2 separate regions of the Homo sapiens genome follow, and region 2 is linked to region 1. A link is an interaction called in ENCODE POLR2A ChIA-PET data of the cell type or tissue named here. Cell type or tissue: K562. All regions are shown on one strand. Each heading gives the region's core, and the rest is flanking DNA. Links, peaks and the distances in the headings are about the cores only. Region 1 holds the start of RHEBL1 (RHEB like 1). Region 2 overlaps TUBA1B (tubulin alpha 1b).

The links. Peaks named below come from ENCODE experiments on the same cell type or tissue, not always from the same donor. Only the 100,000 strongest peaks of a DNase experiment are listed, where the experiment ranks them.
Region 2: POLR2A ChIA-PET joins it to region 1 with 10 read pairs; 30 of 35 experiments call an interaction of 5 or more read pairs at or near these places.

The regions. Positions count from the first base shown.
Region 1 is chr12:49,064,798-49,075,206 of GRCh38, reverse strand. RHEBL1 (RHEB like 1) reads left to right here and starts at 5,228. Exons shown (of 8, transcript NM_144593.3): 1 at 5,228-5,473; 2 at 6,101-6,172; 3 at 8,172-8,239; 4 at 8,506-8,588; 5 at 8,675-8,731; 6 at 8,929-8,976; 7 at 9,776-9,857; 8 at 10,015-10,409. The coding sequence starts at 5,422. The coding sequence ends at 10,104. RefSeq lists enhancers at 4,785-4,834, 5,205-5,514 and a silencer at 5,065-5,184. In K562, for the core only: a CTCF peak has its summit at 5,525; DNase peaks (open chromatin) are centred at 5,116 and 5,496; H3K4me3 peaks cover 1,556 bases.
Region 2 is chr12:49,120,611-49,131,019 of GRCh38, reverse strand. TUBA1B (tubulin alpha 1b) reads left to right here. Exons shown (of 4, transcript NM_006082.3): 2 at 1,298-1,520; 3 at 1,630-1,778; 4 at 2,082-3,238. The coding sequence ends at 3,062. Among named protein-coding and RNA genes, the nearest start is that of TUBA1B, 5.6 kb to the left of the region's middle. RefSeq lists enhancers at 500-794, 2,341-2,840, 2,841-3,342. In K562, for the core only: no CTCF peak of the experiment used is centred there; no DNase peak of the experiment used is centred there; H3K4me3 peaks cover 935 bases.

The sequences.
Region 1 (10,409 bases), core at 1,620-9,619:
AGCCACGAGAGTGAGTCCAGAGGAGGCAACATAAGAACCATGAATTCAACCCACAGAATCCTGAGAAAAATAATTTTGATGTGGTTTGTTATGCAACAATAGGTAATTGATAATCAGCAGGGAGGTAAACCCATAACTGTGGAAAACAAAGAAGCCTTGAATACCTGTGCGATGGAGTCCATTAGAAAGGACATGCCATATAATTTGGGTGCAAACAGAGTAGAGACATTTTTCACTTTTCCCAGAGATACTTAAAACAGTTTTCTGGGAACATCTTATCTTTATTTTGTCTCAGTTGTTTGAGACATAGCAATGTATGATGCTGTCCTAGAAATGTTATTTCAGGCCAGGCTTGGTGGCTCATGTCTGTAATCTCAGTGTTTTGGGAGGCTGAGGAGGGATTGCTTGAGGCCAGGAGTTCAAGACTAGCCTGGGAGCGACCCCATCTCTACAAAAAAAAAAAAAAAAAAAATTAGCTGGGCATGGCAGTGCATGCCTGTATAGTCTTAGGCTACTCAGGAGGCTGAGGCAAGAGGATCACTTGAGCCCAGGAGTTATGGGCCACAGTGAGCTATGATGGCACCACTGCACTCCAGCTTGGGTGGCGGAGTGGTACCCTGTCTCTAAAACACAAAAACAGGCTGGGAGCGGTGGCTCACATCTGTAAACCCAGCACTTTGGGAGGCTGAGGTGGGTGGATTGCTTGAGTCCAGGAGTTTGAGACCAGCCTAAACAACATGGTGAAACCCCATCTCTACTGAAAATACAAAAATTAGCTGGGCATGGTGGTGCATGCCTGTAGTCTCAGCTACTCAGGAAGCTGAGGTAGGAGAATCACCTGAGCTGAGGAGTAGAGGCTGCAGTGAGCCAAAATTATGCCACTGCACTCCAGCCTGGGCAATTGGAGTGAGACCCTGTTTCAAAAATAAATAAATAAAAAAAAGTAAAAATAATAAAAAACAAAAAAAATCTTATTCCAAGCCCATTTATCTAACATTAGGATGAATTGCTTCCTTTATTTATATTATTATTATATAAATAATATATAATAAATATGTTTATTATCTATTAAATAATATTTATATATAATATTTTAAAATATTTTTTTGACTTATCTCCAAGTTCTATTTTTCCTTTATTTGATCCTATTTTTTTGATCTTTACTAAATAAACCATTTGTACATTACTTTTTTTTTTTTTGAGACAGAGTCTCGCTCTGTCAGCCAGCCTGGAATGCAGTGGCGCAATCTTGGCTCACTACAACCTCCATCTCCCAGGTTCAAGTGATTCTCCTGCCTCAGCCTCCCGAGTAGCTGGGATTACAGGTGCCTCCCACCATGCCCGGCTAAATTTTGTATTTTTAGTACAGACAGAGTTTCACCATGTTGGTCAGGCTGGTCTCAAACTCCTGACCTGATGATTCACCTGCCTCAGCCTCCCAAAGTGCTGAGATTACATGTGTGAGCCACTGTGCCCGGCCTATGCATTACTTTTTAAAGTGATTGATATTTAATGAACAACTATTTAATCAACCAATATCTTGGTCCTAAAATGTGCAGGTTTTATAGATTGGCTCATGAAACATTTATTTTTTTGTTTTTTTGGAGATGGAGTCTCGCTCTGTTGCCCAGGTTGGAGTGCAGTGGCGTGATCTCGGCTCAGTGCAACCTCCACCTCCCAGGTTCAGGCGATTCTCCTGCCTCCGTCTCCTGAGTAGCTGGGACTACAGGCATGCACCACCATGCCTGGCTAATTTTTCTATTTTTAGTAGAGACGGGGTTTCACCATGTTAGCCAGGCTGGTCTCAAACTCCTGATCTCAGGTGATCCGTCTGCCTCAGCCTCCCAAAGTGCTGGGATTACAGGCGTGAGCTACTGTGCCCGGCCCCAGCTAATTTTTTATATTTTAGTAGATACCGGGTTTCGCTGTGTTGCTCAGGCTGGTGTCGAAACCCTGAGCTCAGCTCAGGCAATCCACCCGCCTTGGCCTCCCAAAGTGCTAGGATTACAGGCGTGAGCCACCGTGCCTAGCTTCTTTTTTTTTTTTTTTTTTTTTTTTTTTTTTTGATACAGGGTCTTTGTTGTCCAGGATGGAGTGCAGTGGCACAAACATGGCTCACTGCAGCCTCAACCTCCTTGGGCTCAGGTGATCCTTTCACTTCAGCCTTCCAAGTAGCTTGAGACTACAGGCACGTGCCACCATGCCCGGCTAATTTTTCTTCTTTTTTTTTTCTGTATTTTTTATAGCAACAGGCTTTTGCCATGTTGCCTACCTAGGCTGGTCTCGAACTCCTGAGCTCAAGCAATTCACCTGTATGGCCTCCCAAAGTCCTGGGATTACAGGCCTGAGCCACCACGTCAGGCCAAAACATTTATTTATAATCACATTGTCTTTTGCCTTCCTTTACTATAGACATTGGAAAAGAAAATGCTAAAATTTCCAGGTTCCCTTACAACTAGAAATGACTATATAAAACAATCTTGTTCAATGAGATGTAGGTGAATATCTGCTGTGAGAGCTTCCCTTACCAGGTAAAAAGAAAAAGTCACAAGAGGAGAAAGCCCTTTGCCTTGGCTCTTTTGCTTTCTCTCTGATTCAAAACAGGAGAATTCAGATGGTTTAATAAAGAGACTATTTACAAAGATGTGGGCAGGGTATAGGGAGACCACAACAGATAGAGCAATGCCCCAAGGTGAATAACAGAAAAGAGGCTGATACTGCTATAGGCATAAAGGCTGAGGGGAGTCACTGAAAACCAGGAGAGAGCTGTGTGTGTGTGTGTTGGAGGAGGCAGCTGCCTTGAGAGGTACTGTGACCTTCAATGGGGGACAGAGCCACTCTCCTCTGTCCATTGAATCTTCTGTGTGTGCTTTCCTTTGGCTGAGCTTCACTGAAAGCCAGGAGACAAGGTCTGCCTCCTGGACATAAATCTGGGTGGAAAAGAATGGAGAGTTCATATGGACGGGACAAGCAGTATAAAAGGCATCTGTTATTTATTTCTGTATCCTAGTGTGCAACACATAGTAAGAGTGCCTGGCACAAAGTAGAAGATGAATATATATATATATATATATATATATTTTTTTAAGATGGAGTCTCACTCTGTCTCCCAGGCTGGAGTGCAGAGTACAATGGTGCAATCCCGGCTCACTGCAACCTCTGCCTCCCGTGTTCAAACGATTCTCCTGCCTCAGCCTCCTGAGTAGCTGGAATTACAGGCATGCACCATCACGCACGGCTAATTTTTGTATTTTTAGTAGAGACGGGGTTTCACTATGTTGGACAGGCTGGTCTCGAACTCCCGACCTCAAGCGATCCGTCCACCTCAGCCTCCCAAAGTGCTGGGATTACAGGCATGAGCCACCATGCCCGGCCTAGGGCTTTTGTGAATATTAAATGAGATAACAATAAAATGCACCTGGCACATAGTATAGTCGAACTCTCTATAAATCTAGGTGATTTCCTTCCTTTCTTCCCTCCTCTACCAATCCTTCCACAAGTCATTTTAACCTTAGCTTCAGAATATCCTGAATTCTCAACTTCATTCAACATGATCACTCTAGTCAAGCGCTCTCATCTCTCACCTGGACTACAGGTAACAGTTTCCTCGCCAATCTCCCTGCTTCCTTTTGCTCCTGTTACCCTCAAACCCCAATCTATTCACTACAGCCAGGGAGATTTTTTAGAAAGACAATTTAGATCATGTCATGCCCCAGCTTAAATACCTTCAAGTACTTAGAATTAGCCCAGACTCCTTTATGTGGCCTGGCCTCTGCCATTCTCTTAGACTTCATCTGCTTTAGGCTAACTGGCTTTCTTTTTTTCTTCCCCTCTTCCTGGAATTTACCCAATTTATTTCCATCTTAACGCCTTAGCATTGGTGGATTCTTCTTGTGAAATCTCCTAGTTGGTTCCTTCAGATCTTAGTTTAAATGGGGTTTCCTATGAGAGAAAGTATCACTAAAGTGGTCATCTCAGCCAGGCTCGGTGGCTCACGTCTGTAATCCCAGCACTTTGGGAGGCCGGGTCAGGTGGATCACTTGAGGCTAGGCGTTCGAGACCAGCCTGGGCAACATAGCAAAACCCCATCTCTCCCCAAAATACAAAAATTAGCCAGTCTCATAACCCTGTCTCAAAATAAATAAAGAAAAAAAATTAAAAATGCTGTATTGTCTTTAAAAAATAAAGTGGTCGGCCGGGCGCGGTGGCTCACGCCTGTAATCCCATCACTTTGGGAGGCCGAGGCGGGCGGATCACGAGGTCAGGAGATGGAGGCCATGCTGGCTAACACGGTGAAACCCCGTCTCTACTAAAAATACAAAAAATTAGCCGGGCGCGGTGGCGGGCGCCTGTAGTCCCAGCTACTCTGGAGGCTGAGGCAGGAAAATGGCGTGAACCCGGGAGGCGGAGCTTGCAGTGAGCCGAGATAGAGCCACTGCCCTCCGGCCTGGTAGAAAGAGCGAGATTCCGTCTCAAAAAAAATAAAAATAAAAATAAAAAAATAAAAAAAATAAAGTGGTCATCTTTCATCACACCATCTTCTACAGCACTTAACACTCTCTGATATTTCCTTGTTGTATGTTTGTTTCTCCCTTCATAAGAGCAGACACATTGTCTGTGATGTCCATGTTCTGACCCCAAAGCTGGAGCAATGCCTGAAACATGTAGTATATACTCAGTATTTGTTGAAAAATGAATATTTGAGGATCATGATGATGAAGAAGAAACCTCAGACTACTTGATCATAAATTCTAGCAATTTCTGCAAGAATAAGAATTGCAGTTTGAAATTAGATGCTGGAAGACTGGAAACCTTGATAGGTCTGGGGCTGAAGGCTGGGGGAAGCAGAAGGAATATACTAGAACTTTGGCGGTTTTCTCCCTATCTAAGGACCCCAGAGACCATGCAAAAGGGAGGGCTAGAATCTTATGACCGGAAACCACAAAACGGGTATTTTCCATCCATAATTCTTCGAAGCCACTTCAGCTAGGCTGTAAATGCGCAAACGCCTTTAGGACCCCGGGTTCCTTTCTGTTTCTTTATGAATGAACCGGCTCCAGTCTGCGCACGCGCAGCTCCCAGTTCTCCCGCTCCACGTGAGGCCCACCCTTCCCTCCTGCTGGCGGCACCGCCCTTACCCATTCTAATGGACCAATGGCGAGCGGCCTGGGGGGCGGAGCCCGGCGCGGCGCGGCTCAGTAGTTCCCCGGGCGCCCGGCTCCCTGGCGTTAGACGTGCTGTGTTGTGATCACGTGGGCAGCTCCGGGCGCGGCGCTTGTTTTGGTTTCCTTCTAACTTGCCCACGGCAGCTTCGGGGTGAGCGACTTTCCTGCACCAGCTGCCGCGCCTGCTCACACCCTGACCTCGTTTTCGGGCTCTCTGAGCCCGCAGTTCCGCAAGCCCCTGGGGCGGGCTCCTGCCATGCCGCTAGTCCGCTACAGGAAGGTGGTCATCCTCGGATACCGCTGTGTAGGTGAGTCTCCGCCCTGCAGAGCTCGGACGCGCAGCAGCTTTGTAGCCAGAAGAGGCGCGCTGCCGTGGGAACGCGACCCAGGGAGGAATGATGACATCGTAAGGATGGGGTTGTAGAGCGAGGATTGGAAGAGTGGAGGAATGGAAGAGTGGAGGATTGGAAGAGTTGGTGGTGTGTGGAGGCTGCAGGAAGCGGGAGCACTTAAGGGTTAATGCGGACCTGGCTGCGGGAATCTCAGAGTGGTCCCAGCGTTACTTTGGGGATAGGGGTGGGGTCACAATTTGAAAACCGGGACGCGGTCTCCGTGGGGACAGATAGTCGCAGGTGTCCTGGGGCGGGGCGGACTTGATCCTAGGGAATCTTGGATCTTCCTACGAGTGGGATGGGGTGGGGAAGGCGGCGGGAAAGGCTTCCTGCTGCGCTTCTGAATGCATCCGGTAGCCAAAGTGCGGAGACCCTGGGTGAAAAGAGGGTGAGGGTAGACACAAAGGATAGCATTGCTTGAGGCACTCACAGACTGTGGTGTTAATTTGGGGTCTCCTTTGGTCCTGGGCCACAGTCCGAAAGGACAGAGGATGTGAATGTGGATGGATGATTTGGATACAACTGTCACACTGCTCCCCACAGGGAAGACATCTTTGGCACATCAATTTGTGGAAGGCGAGTTCTCGGAAGGCTACGATCCTACAGTGGAGAATAGTGAGTAGACTTCTCCCCTAGTGTGCTGGTGGTATGCGACCCGGAGGGCTTGGATACCCCACCCAACTCCATAATTTATTTCTCTGGTGCCAAGGGGCTGATTTATTTAGACATTACATCTGATTTCTTCTTTAGCAATCCTGTTCGATGGATGGCTAGAGTATGGATTTTGCAAGATATTGAGTCTGGGATAGTTTAGATGTAGACATTAAGAACCTTAGCGTGTCTTTCCAGTTACCTGGATAACTCCCTGGAGCTGATCTATCTGTGTCACCCCCAAGGTTAAGAATGTAAGGGGAGGCTGGGCGCAGTGGCTCATGCCTGTAATCCCAGCACTTTGGGAAGCTGAGGCGGGCGGATGGATTGAGGTCTGGATTTCGAGACCAACCTGGCCAACATGGTGAAACCTCATCTCTACTAAAAATACCAAAATTAGCTGGGCATGGTGGCGCACGCCTGTAATCCCAGCTACAAAGGAGACTGAGGTAGGAGAATCGCTTGAACCCAGGAGGCAAAAGTGGCAGTGAGCCAAGGTCGTGCCACTGCACACCAGCCTGGGTGTCAGGGTGAGACTGTCTCAAAAAAAAAAAAAAAAAAAAAAAAAAGCTGGGCACCGTGGCTTATGCCTGTAATCCCAGTTCTTTGGGAGGCCAAGGCAGGTGGATCACCTGAGGTCAAGAGTTCGAGACCAGCCTGGCCAACATGGTGAAACCCCGTCTCTACTAAAAATACAAAAAATTAGCCGGACATGGTGATGGACATCTGTAATCCCATCTACTCGGGAGGCTGAGGCAGGAGAATTGCTTGAACCTGGGAGGCGGAGGTTGCAGTGAGCCGAGATCGTGCCACTGCGCTCTAGCCTGGGCAACAAGAGTGAAGCAATGTCTCAAGAAAAAAAAGAAAAAAAAAAAAGAATAAAAAGAATGTAAGGGGGAAGGGAGTGGGAGGGATGAAGATAAATTGATCAATGGGTACAAATATATAGTTTGATAGAAGAAATAAGACTTAGTAGATCAGTAGGGTGACTATAGCTTACAATAAGCTATTTTACATTTCAAAATAGCTAGAAGAGAAGAATTCAAATGGTTCTAGCATAAAGAAAAGCCAAATATTTAAGGTGATGAATATTCCAGATACACTTATTTGATCTTTACAAATTATATGAATGTATTAAATTGTCACATGTACCCTGAAACTTGGTACATCTATTATTCATCAATAAAACAAAAGTAATTACTTTATTTTTCTTTTCTTTTCAAGACAGTCTCGCTCTGTCACCCAGGCTGGAGTGCAGTGCCGCAATCTCAGCTCACTGCAACCTCCACCTCCTGGGTTCAAGCAATTCTCACGCTTCACCCTCCTGAGTAGCTGGGACTACAGGCATGCACCACCATGCCCAACTAATTTTTTGTATTTTTAGTAGAGACAGGGTTTCACCATGTTGGCCAGGCTGGTCTCAAACTCTTGGTCTTAAGTGATCCGCCTGCCCTGGCCTCCCAAAGTGCTGGGATTACAGGTGTGAGCCACTGCGCCCAACCAATAATCTACTTTAAAAAATGCTGCCAAAAAAAAAAAAAAAGGTAAGGAGACAGCCAGGTGCAGAGGTGCACACCTGTAGTTCCAGCTACTTGGGAGGCTGAGGTGACAGGATTGCTTGAGCCCAGGAGTTCCAGGCTATAGGGTGCTAAGAGTGCGCCTGTGAATAGCCACTGCTCTACAGCCTGGGCAACATAGCAAGACCTCATCTCAAAAAAAAAAAATGTAATTAGCCGGGCATGGTGGCAGGTCCCTGTAATCCCAGCTACTCGGGAGGCTGAGGCAGGAGAATAGCTTGAACCCGGGTGGCAGAGGTTGCAGTGAGCTGAGATCATGCCACTGCAGCCCAGCCTGGACAATAGAGTGAGACTCTTGTCTCAAAAAAAAAAAAAAAAAAAAGTCAGGGGACATACATCGCTGGTCCTATAAGGCACTTCACAGTCAAGTTTTCTTTTCTTTTCAGCTTACAGCAAGATAGTGACTCTTGGCAAAGATGAGTTTCACCTACATCTGGTGGACACAGCAGGGCAGGTACCAGTTGGGGTATGGTATCCAAATGTGGCAGTTCAGCCCTCGGAGATGAAGTCTGGTAGTCTTTGTGGCTCATCCGTAAAGTAGTATTAAAAGCATTTTACCTGCTAACAGTATGCAGGGCTCATTGGAGCTGTTCCATAAATACATGTTGAAGTGACTATAGTAGGGCGTGCCCCAGGGAGGGTCACCTGGATGTTGTCCCACCAACCTTTGCCATCTTAGTGGTTTGGATCTAGGTACTGATGTTTCCCATTTCTTGCCAGGATGAGTACAGCATTCTGCCCTATTCATTCATCATTGGGGTCCATGGTTATGTGCTTGTGTATTCTGTCACCTCTCTGCATAGGTAAGTGACCAAGGTTGTGAGTGCGGGACTTGGGAGAACCTGAGGACTGTCTCATAAAGTTATAGCTCCAATTCTTGTGTTTAAAGCTTCCAAGTCATTGAGAGTCTGTACCAAAAGCTACATGAAGGCCATGGGAAAACCCGGTAAGTGGCCCTGGGGGATAGGGACATAGTGTGGGCATGAGGGGGTGGGAGAGAGCAGAGGGGAGAATTGTCAAGTTAGAGAGGAGGCTCGGATATAGATCCTGCCTGGTCTGATAAGGAGTCGTCCAGCCTTGATGTAAGGAGTTGGGGAATGCGGGGAATGAGGGGATTCTGAAGTAACTGCTGTTTCCTCACAGGGTGCCAGTGGTTCTAGTGGGGAACAAGGCAGATCTCTCTCCAGAGAGGTATGTAAATCTCTGCTACTCAGAGCAAAAGGAAGTGAAATGGACTGGGAATCAGTCAGGCTCTCATCCTGGCTCTTCCACTGACTCAAACAAGTCATTTCACCTCTCTTTGTCTCTAACCTGAAGCTTAAGGAAGATAATACTTCTATCTTAAAAGCCACAATTTCATATTTCAAGCCTCAGTCCTAGATTCACCCATTGTTCCTTTGTTTACCTATATTTTCTCCTTCCACAGCCCTCCTCCCAAAACTTGGGGAAATGGCATGGGTCAGAGAAAGTCTTTTTCTTCTCTATTTTTTTTTTTTTTAGACGGAGTCTTGCTCTGTTGCCCAGGCTGGAGTGCAGTGGTGTGATCTCGGCTCACTGCAACCTCTGCCTCCCGGGTTCAAGCGAGTCTCCTGCCTCAGCTTCCCAAGTAGCTGGGACTACAGGCGCGTGCCACCACGCCCAGCTAATTTTTTGTATTTTTAGTAGAGACGGGGTTTCACCATGTTAGCCAGGATGGTCTCGATCTCCTGACCTTGTGATCCACCCGCCTAGGCCTCCCAAAGTATCGGGATTACAGGCACAAGCAACCGCGTGTGGCCCATTTTTTTTTTAATAGAGATGGTGTTTCCCTGTGTTGTCCAGGCTGGTCTTGAACTCCTGAGCTCAAGTGATCCACCACCTCGGCCTCCCAAAGTGCTGCATTACAGGCATGAGCCACTGTGCCTGGCCAGGAAGTCTTGATTCTGAAGATTTTTCAGAGCACTTACTGACATTTCTATCCTCCATCTTTATGTCCCAAATTTGCTTCCAGAGAGGTACAGGCAGTTGAAGGAAAGAAGCTGGCAGAGTCCTGGGGTGCGACATTTATGGAGTCATCTGCTCGAGAGAATCAGGTGCTGGGCCTGAAGACTAGAAGGGTGGTGATGGTAGCTGTGTTTTCCTTATTGTACTGCTTGGTGGTGGGAATGTTGCGGGAATGGGGCTTTCACCCCAGAGCTGGGTGGTATTGGCACTGAACTGACTTTTGCCCTGAATCCTCTCCTCTTATAGCTGACTCAAGGCATCTTCACCAAAGTCATCCAGGAGATTGCCCGTGTGGAGAATTCCTATGGGCAAGAGCGTCGCTGCCATCTCATGTGAGCCCTTGGGTGTGGGGTAACTGCCTTGCTTCTGCCCCCGGCACTTGCCATGTTCCAGTGGGGGGCAGATCCTCAGGACTTCACGGGTATGGTTGCCAGCTGTGTTCCTGGCCCCTGGACACACAGTGTGGCATCCTCATGTTTGCACACTTTCCCCAGGCTCCAGTGGCCTGGATGTCAATGTTTACAAAGGGGCAAGGACCTCTCATGGACACTGGCCTCTAGCCCTCTGTTTTTGTTTGATGAATTCTGTTATAACCTATGGGGTCAGGATATGAGTCCTGGGCATTATTTATCCAGGACCCA
Region 2 (10,409 bases), core at 691-8,690, 57 kb before region 1:
GTCGCGTAACTGTGTCCTGGGTGCGGTCCCTCGAGTCCCCGCAGTCCTTTCCAGCGCATGCCCTTACTCCGCCTTGGGTGGACGCGCGCGCGGACTCTTCCAGCCCTCACTTCCTCTTGAGCGCGAAAAGCGGGGGTGGGAAGCAGCTGGAGACAAAAGCGCGCACGCGCGACCGTTACCTTCCCGCCGCTCCTGGGCGGGAAACCGCCACTGCGCTTTGCGCATGCGCTCTGGGTCGCGACGCGACTAGGGCTACAGGGCGTGTCTCCTGTTAACCTGAGTGTTCTTTTTTTGATGAAAGCAATAAGAGGACTGCGGAAGAGCTCCCTGTCAATGTACCGCTCTACACCAGTGTATTACGACAGTTCGTACACAACAGTCTGTAGAGGCCACCTGTCTCTCCCTGCTGCGTTAGGAATTCAGGGGAGCAGGTGGTGGCAGTAAGGGATTTTGAGGGAACGGAAATCGGATCTTGACCCAGATCTGGGCCGCCGATAATCTCCTACTGCGCTCAGACTGCTGTGGAGGTGTTAGGCTGAGCCCGATGCCGGCAGGCAAGGGAGGATGGGCGGCTTGGGCAGCGCCTTTGCAGACGTGGCCATTTCGTGCCTCTGCAGCACCGCCGGGGGGCGCAAGAGCGCGCGCCCGGAATTGCTCATTCATCCTGTGCCGCAGAGCCCCGCCCCTTGTCCCTGCGGACAGACATTTCTTCTGCGCTGGTCTGGCCACGTGCTTCCTGTGCTAGGAGCTGCCCGGAAATGTGACCACCTAGTCTAAAGTGGGCTTCTGGGGCCTGAGCGCTGGATGGATGCCCACCTTCCTGTCTTGGTCCTCCAAAGGAGGAAGCTGTGACTGAGCTGTCTTGGTCTGGAAGGAGGCCTTCCCGGTTTAGGATGGGAAGGTAACATTCATTAAAAGCAACGTAGACTATAGTGTAGCTGTTCTCAAAAGTAGTACATCTTAGAAAAGGATCTTTAGAAAAGATCGCTTTAGAAAAGGAAATTCGTTTTCAGATTACGTGAGTAGCCTAGGTAACACAGCCAGACCTCATCTCCACAAAAAAAATGAAAAAATTAGCCAGCTTGGTGGTCTGTGCCTGTGGTCCCAGCTGCTCCAGAGGCTGAGGTGGGGGGATGACTGGAGCCTAGGCTGCAGTGAGCCTAGATGGCATCACTGCACTCAAGCCTGGGCGACAGACCTTATCTCTAAAAAAATAAAGATTGCATGAGTATTTTGTTCCACTTGACAGTCATCAATAGATTGGTTTAAATTGTGATATCTTTTTTCCTTCCCGCAGCGTGAGTGCATCTCCATCCACGTTGGCCAGGCTGGTGTCCAGATTGGCAATGCCTGCTGGGAGCTCTACTGCCTGGAACACGGCATCCAGCCCGATGGCCAGATGCCAAGTGACAAGACCATTGGGGGAGGAGATGACTCCTTCAACACCTTCTTCAGTGAGACGGGCGCTGGCAAGCACGTGCCCCGGGCTGTGTTTGTAGACTTGGAACCCACAGTCATTGGTGAGTTGACCTCAGTAACCTGAGATCCCAGGATGCTGGGACAGGAGGTCTGTCCAGGGGCTTCTCTTGTCACTCACTCACTCCCTCCGTCCTTCTCTCCCTCCTCCAGATGAAGTTCGCACTGGCACCTACCGCCAGCTCTTCCACCCTGAGCAGCTCATCACAGGCAAGGAAGATGCTGCCAATAACTATGCCCGAGGGCACTACACCATTGGCAAGGAGATCATTGACCTTGTGTTGGACCGAATTCGCAAGCTGGTAAGCACCACATATAAATATGCATTTAATGTGGTGTGATAGTTCCAGTGCAAGTTGGGTGGAGTGACTGACATCATTCATTCTTTGGCACCTACCAAAATGTGGAATAGGCTGCTTGCTATATTAATTGGACTTCTAAATCAGATAGTCCCTAGGTTATGGACAGTTTGTGGATATGTCTGTTTTGCCAATTCCTTGTGCTTACATCAGTGAGATATGGTTCGTAATCTAAAAAGTTGAAATAGAAATTCTAAGATAATGTGTCCTGGCATTAAAATATTACATTTTTTTATTCCCCTACAGGCTGACCAGTGCACCGGTCTTCAGGGCTTCTTGGTTTTCCACAGCTTTGGTGGGGGAACTGGTTCTGGGTTCACCTCCCTGCTCATGGAACGTCTCTCAGTTGATTATGGCAAGAAGTCCAAGCTGGAGTTCTCCATTTACCCAGCACCCCAGGTTTCCACAGCTGTAGTTGAGCCCTACAACTCCATCCTCACCACCCACACCACCCTGGAGCACTCTGATTGTGCCTTCATGGTAGACAATGAGGCCATCTATGACATCTGTCGTAGAAACCTCGATATCGAGCGCCCAACCTACACTAACCTTAACCGCCTTATTAGCCAGATTGTGTCCTCCATCACTGCTTCCCTGAGATTTGATGGAGCCCTGAATGTTGACCTGACAGAATTCCAGACCAACCTGGTGCCCTACCCCCGCATCCACTTCCCTCTGGCCACATATGCCCCTGTCATCTCTGCTGAGAAAGCCTACCATGAACAGCTTTCTGTAGCAGAGATCACCAATGCTTGCTTTGAGCCAGCCAACCAGATGGTGAAATGTGACCCTCGCCATGGTAAATACATGGCTTGCTGCCTGTTGTACCGTGGTGACGTGGTTCCCAAAGATGTCAATGCTGCCATTGCCACCATCAAAACCAAGCGCAGCATCCAGTTTGTGGATTGGTGCCCCACTGGCTTCAAGGTTGGCATCAACTACCAGCCTCCCACTGTGGTGCCTGGTGGAGACCTGGCCAAGGTACAGAGAGCTGTGTGCATGCTGAGCAACACCACAGCCATTGCTGAGGCCTGGGCTCGCCTGGACCACAAGTTTGACCTGATGTATGCCAAGCGTGCCTTTGTTCACTGGTACGTGGGTGAGGGGATGGAGGAAGGCGAGTTTTCAGAGGCCCGTGAAGATATGGCTGCCCTTGAGAAGGATTATGAGGAGGTTGGTGTGGATTCTGTTGAAGGAGAGGGTGAGGAAGAAGGAGAGGAATACTAATTATCCATTCCTTTTGGCCCTGCAGCATGTCATGCTCCCAGAATTTCAGCTTCAGCTTAACTGACAGACGTTAAAGCTTTCTGGTTAGATTGTTTTCACTTGGTGATCATGTCTTTTCCATGTGTACCTGTAATATTTTTCCATCATATCTCAAAGTAAAGTCATTAACATCAAAAGCTTTGTTTCCTGCGTTTTTTTCTAAAAGTGCCTTGGTTTTTAGATTCATCTATACTTGGAGTATAGAGAGTCTGGTGTCAAGGATCCCACTTACTGTGCAGGCACCTCTAGGGAAAAGGGAGCTCAACAGACTAGAAAGGCAGGAGCCCTAGATTCTCAGACTAGTTTACCACCTCAACGCTTGCATAGGGGGTGGGGAAAGTCATTCTGCTAATCTAAAGCTCATTTAGCTCTTCAGAGTAAGACTGGGTAGTTACTAATGAGTAATGTATAGGAAGTGTAAGTTTTGAATATCCACTGAGATGCTGCTGTTTAAAGTGGCCTGCTAACTTGTTAGTGTAATTAAGAAATTTCCAAGTGATCTTTGGCTGGTCATGGTGGCTCACACCTCTGATCCCAGGCATTCAAGACCAGCCTGGGAGACATGATGAAACTCCATCTACAAAAAAAAATTTGGGTGTGGTGGTGTGAGCCTATAAGCCCAGCTACTTGAGAGGCTGACAAGATTGAGGCTGTGGTGAGCTGTGATTGTACCACTGCACTCCAGCCTTGGTGACAGATCCTGTCAAAACAGTGACCTGGGAAAAACATCTGACTAGGAATATTTGAGGGTGGTGAGGTAAAGGCTGTTTCCAGCCCTATTGTGATAGGAAAAAGGACCAGAACTCATGGTGGTCAATAAAAGTCATGCTAGGTAAGAAGGCTAAACAATAAGCCATATGCATTGGTGGGAGAGGACTGCATTACATGAGGATAAAGCGGCAACTTTGGAAAGTTTAGGATAAAAGTTTATAATTTATAGCATTTGGCATGGTTTACATCCTTTCAAGTATTTTGGCTACATGTAACAGACTTGTAGGCACAGAGAATGTAAATAGAGGATTTAACCTAGGAGAAAACGTAGATTTCAAATCCGGAAAGCACAGGAAAATTATGGCTGCTGAAGACCTTGATGTCTTCTTGGTTCAAGACTGAAAGAATACATGAGGCATTTTTTTAAAAAGAAGAGGCCAGGCGCAGTGGCTCATGCCTGTAATCCCAACGCTTTGGGAGGCTTGAGGCGGGTGGATCACCTGAGGTCAGGAGTTTGAGACCAGCCTGGCCAACATGGAGAAACTCCATCTCTACTAAAAATACAAAATTAGCCGGACATGGTGGCGCATGCCTGTAATCCCAGCTACTCAGGAGGCTGAGGCAGAATTGCTTGAACCTTGGGTCAGGTGTGGTGGCTCATGCCTGTAATCCCAAGCACTTTGGGAGGCTGAGGCGGGCAGATCACGGGGTTAGGAGATCCAGACCATCCTGGCTAACACGGTGAAACCCCGTCTCTACTAAAAATACAAAAAATTAGCTGGGTGTGGTGGTGGGCGCCTGTAGTCCCAGCTACTCGGGAGGCTGAGGCAGGAGAATGGCATGAACCTGGGAGGCGGAGCTTGCAGTGAGCAGAAATCGCGCCACTGCACTCCAGCCTGGGCGACAGAGCAAGACGCCATCTCAAAAAAAAAGCAAAAACAGAATTGCTTGAACCCAGCAGGCGGAGGTTGCAGTGAGCCGAGGTTGCGCCATTGCACTCCAGCCTGGGCAACAAGAGCAAAACTTCATCTCAAAAAAAAAAAAAGTAGGGAAGTCTACAATTTTCCCAGTTTTTTGTTTTTTGTTTTTTTAGCCCATAAATCCTATAAATTTACAAAATGTAGTCAGCCCTCCCTATCTGTGGGTTCCATATCTAGATTTGACTAACTGGATTGAAAATACTTGGAAGCAACCGGCCATAGTGGTTCATGCCTATAATACCAGCACTTTGGTCAAGGCGGGAGGATCACTTGAGCCCAGGAGTTTGAGACCAGCCTAGGCAACCTAGGGAGACCCTGTCATTACAAAACTAAAACAAAAACAAATTAGCCAGTGTAATTGTGCTGCTGCATTCCTGTCTGGGTGCCAGAGAAAGACCCTATCTCAAAATATATATTTGGAAAAATGGATAGTTGTGTCTGAACTGAACATATACTTGTCCCCTTTATTCACTAAATGATACAGTATAACAATTATTTGCATAGCATTCACATTGTATTAGGTATTATAAGTAATTTGGAAATGACTTAAAGTATACAGGAAGATGTGTGCAGGTTACATGCAAACACCAGAGTTCTCTATATAAGGAACTTGAGCATTCATGGATTTTGATATCCTCCAGGGATACTAAGGGATGACTGCAACTCTCAGCTCCAAAGGTAATCTGATTTGGCATGAACAATTCAGAGAAAAAGCTTTGGTGGGGAGCCTACAGGCCTAGCATAGCAACAAAAATGTAGCCATCACAGGTTCCAAGGGAAAGCAGACATCTTTATTTATTTTTTATTTTATTATTTATTTTGAGATGGAGTCTCGCTCTGTCTCCCAGGCTGGAGTGCAGTGGTGTGGTCGTGGCTCACTGCAACCTCCGCCTCCCGGGTTCAAGTGATTCTCCTACCTCAGCCTCCCGAGTAGCTGGGATTACAGGCACCTGCCACCAAGCCTGGCTAATTTTTGTATTTTTAGTAGAGTTGGGGTTTCACCATGTTGGCCAGGCTGGTCTCGAACTCCTGACCTCGTGATCTGCCCGCCTCGGCCTCCCAAAGTGCTGGGATTACAGGCATGAGTCGCTGGGTGTGCCGAGCTGCAGACACCTTTAAAGAACTGAGAGGCCCGGGCACAGCAGCTCACGCCTGTAATCCTATCACTTTGGGAGCCCAAAGTAGGTGGATCACCTGAGGTCAGGAGACTGAGACCAGCCAGGCCAACATGGCGAAACCCCAACTCTACTAAAAATACAAAATTAGTGGCTGGGCACGGGGGCTCACGCTGAGATTATGCCACTGCACCCCAGCCTCGGTGACAGAGTGAAACTCTCAAAAATATACAATAAAACATTTTAAGCTGGGCACAGTAGTTCACTCCTGTAATCCCAGCACTTTGGGAGGCCAAGGTGGGTGGATCACCTGAGGTCAGGAGTTCGAGACCAACCAGGCCAACATGGTGAAACCCCGTCTCTACTAAAAATACAAAAATTAGCTGGGTGTGGTGGTGGGCACCTGTAATCCCAGCTACTTGGGAGGCTGAGACAGGAGAATTGCTTGAACCCGGGAGGCAGAGCTTGCAGTGAGCCGAGATCATGCCATTGCACTCCAGACTTGGTGATAAGTGCGAACTCCGTCTCAAAGGAAAAAAAAAATTTTAAAATTGTTTTATACATCAAGATGACTACTATTTTTTTTTTCTTGAGATGGAGTCTCGCTCTATTGCCAGGCTGGAGTGCAGTGGCTCAGTCTCGGCTCACTGCAACCTCTGCCTCCTGGGTTCAAGGGATTCTCCTGCCTCAGCCTCCTGAGCAGCTGGGATTACAGGCCTGCACCACCATGCCCAGCTAATTTTTGTATTTTTAGTAGAGACGGGGTTTTGCCATGTTGGCCAGGCTGGTCTCAAACTCCTGACCTCAAGTGATCCTCCCTCCTTGGCTTCCCAAACTGCTGGGATTACAAGGGTGAGCCACCACACCAGGCCAAGATGAATACTAATAATTATAAGTTAAGGCCTTGGGTTAAATGATATATTATGTGTGGGCCATGGGGGAGGGGATGGCTAGAATGAAATGGCACTGCAGTCATCTTATCTATACCTCTGCCCGGGCAGCAAGTACAGTGCCTGGTAATGCCCATAGAATGCTTCTAGGGAGGCCGGGCGCGGTGGCTCACGCCTGTAATCCCAGCACTTTGGGAGGCCGAGGCGGGTGGATCACGAGGTCAGGAGATGGAGACCATCCTGGCTAACACGGTGAAACCCCGTCTCTACTAAAAATACAAAAAATTAGCCGGGAGTGGTGGCGGGTGCCTTTAGTCCCAGCTACTTGGGAGGCTGAGGCAGGAGAATGGCGTGAACCCAGGAGGCGGAGCTTGCAGGGAGGCGGAGCTTGCAGTGAGCCGAGATCGTGCCACTGCAGTCTAACCTGGGCGGCAGTGAGGCTTTGTTTCCAAAAAAAAAAAAAAATGCTTCTAGGGAACCAAAAATAAATAATGGTAATTTCTCTTAGGCCAGATTCTTTTTCTTTTTCTTTTTCTTTTTTTTTTTTTTTTTGAGACGGAGTCTCACTCTGTCACCCAGGCTGGAGTGCAGTGGCACCATCTCGGCTCACTGCAAGCTCTCCCTCACAGGTTCACGTCATTCTCCTGCCTCAGCCTCCCGAGTAGCTAGGACTACAGGTGGCCGCCACTACGCCCGGCTAGTTTTTTGTATTTTTAGTAGAGACGGGGTTTCACCGTGTTAGCCAGGATGGTCTCCATCTCCTGACCTCGTGATCCACCCACCTCGGCCTCCCAAAGTGCTGGGAATACAGGCACGAGCCACCCCGCCCGGCCAGCCAGATTCTTTTTTTTCTTTTTTGAGACGGAGTCTCGCCCAGGCTACAGTGCAGTGGCGCAATCTCGGCTCACTGCAAGCTCCGCCTCCTGGGTTCACGCCATTCTCCTGCCTCAGCCTCCCGAGTAGCTGGGACTACAGGCACCCGCCACCACACCCGGCTAATTTTTTGTATTTTTAGTAGAGACGGGGTTTCACCATGTTAGCCAGGATGGTCTTGATTTCCTAACCTCGTGATCCACACGCCTCGGCAGCCGGAAGTGCTGGGATTACAGGCGTGAGCCACTGCGCCTGGCCCAGCCAGATTCTTTATTGTTCTACTCAATGTAAACTTTAAGCCCTAAGGTTTTGGAACTCTCACTCTGTTTCAGGGCCCAGGCTTCTTTGTCAAGTCTCAGGGGAGGGGCCTAGGGAACAGAGACATTTGGTTAGCCTCTTGTTCTGTCACTAATCAGGACCCCTTAATCTTCTGGGACTATTTTCCCTTTTACACTATAGATTTCCATTCTGCCTTTCTCAGAAGGGGTAGCAAGTAGGGCTTTAGAGTCTGGAAGGACCTGTAAACTTTTTTTTTTTTTTTTTTTGAGACAGAGTCTCACTGTTGCCCAGGCTGGAGTGCAGTGGCGCAATCTCGGCTCACTGCAAGCTCCGCCTCCCGGGTTCACGCCATTCTCCTGCCTCAGCCTCCCAAGTAGCTGGGACTACAGGCGCCCGCCACCACGCCTGGCTAATTTTTTGTATTTTTAGTAGAGACGGGGTTTCACCGTGTTAGCCAGGATGGTCTCGATCTCCTGACCTCGTGATCCACCCGTCTCGGCCTCCCAAAGTGCTGGGATTACAGGCATGAGCCACGGCGCCCGGCCTTGGACCTGTAAACTTAGAGATGTGCGTCCAAGTTGGGAGATGAGGGGCACTGCATCCCAGGTCTTGACATGTCTGCTCAGCCATACTCCAGAGCTGCTACAGAAGAATAGGCCATTTATTCAGAAAATAAGTATAACTTTTTCTTCTTCTTCTTCTTCTTTTTGGAGATGAAGTCTAACTCTGACATCCAGCTTGGAGTGCAGTGGTGTGATCTTGGCTCACTGCATCCTCCAACTCCCGAGTTCAAGTGATTCTCCTGCCTCAGCCTCCCGAGTAGCTGGGATTACAGGCACCCGCCACCACGCCCCGGCTAATTGTTTTGTATTTTTATTGGAGACAGGGTTTCACCACATTGGCCAGGCTGGTCTTGAATTCCTGACCTCAGGTGATCTGCCTGCCTCGGCCTCCCAAAGTGCTGGGATGACAGGGATGAGCCACCGTGCCCAGCCAATGAACATAATTTTTTTTTTTGAGACGGAGTCTCGCTCTGTCGCCCAGGTTGGAGTGCAGTGGCACTATCTCGGCTCACTGCAAGCTCCGCCTCCCGGGTTCACGCCATTCTCCTGCCTCAGCCTCCCGAGTAGCTGGGACTACAGGCGCCTGCAACCACGCCTGGCTAATTTTTTGTATTTTCAGTAGAGATGGGGTTTCACTGTGTTAGCCAGGACAGTCTCGATCTCCTGACCTCGTGATCCGCCCGTCTCGGCCTCCCAAAGTGCTGGGATTACAGGCGTGAGCCACCGCGCCCTGCCGAATATAAATTTTTAAAAGCCCAAGAAGGGTTTACTTAGAGATGAAAAGGATGATGATAATAACAATGATAACTAAACTTAACTACATAGATACCTTCTTTTTTTAACACAGAATGCTTAAATGCCTTCACAACCTACTGTTCATCCCCTCCTTGAGTTCACTGTTAAAATGAAAAGAGCCCAGTGCCTCATTTTAGAGATGACAGATTTAATTGGTAGGGACGAAGGGGAGAGATACCACAGCCTTGTGTCCTGCCTTGTAGGACTAGAAGCCTTAAATATTGCCCGCCACGAGATCAGAAGGACATGAGTCTTTCAGCCTTACCGAGGACCCAGGCTGTGATTTAGGGATGTGCTTAAACTAAGAGGCTTGAGCAAAGGAGGAGAGAAGAGCATTTTATCTGGAGATGCCATATTCCCCTCCCAATCCCATCAAACTCCTGGCAAATTCCTTAACGCCCTGCAGATGGCACCACTGACAAGTAGTTCTCCATCCAGGAGAGCCAAGCTCAGATTTGTGAACTCTGCCCTTGTCATCTTGGACCTGTGCTGAAAAGATGACCAACAAACCGGAAGTGACTGACCTGCCATCCCTAGCATTCACACACTTGTCACTTTTTCTTCTGTCCATGACTGGAGGCAGCTGGGCCTCATGCTAGGCCACTGTGAATCAGGAGGCTACAGAAAACACCACACCAAAGGAGTTTCTTGACCTCAGCTCCTTCCTCTAGGGTGCATCCCTGAGGTAGGATGTGTATAAAAACATGGCCTTGGCCAGTCATGGTGGCTCACGCTTGTAATCCCAGCACTTCGGGAGGCTGAGGCGGGCAGATCACCTGAGGTCAGGAGTTCAATACCAGCCTGGCCAATATGGTGAAACCCCGTCTCTACTAAAAATACGAAAATTAGCCAGGCATGGTGGGATGCGCCTGTAATCCCAGCTACTCGGGAGGCTGAGACAGGAGAATCGCTTGAAACTGGGAGGCGGAGGTTGCAGTGAACCCAGATCACGCCATTGCACTTCAGCCTGGGCAACAAAAGCGAAACTCCATCTCAAAAAAAAAAAACAAACAAAAAAAACATGGCGTTGGGCCAGGCGTGGTGGCTTACGCCTGTAATCTCAGCACTTTGGGAGGCCAAGGAGGGTGGATCACTTGAAGTC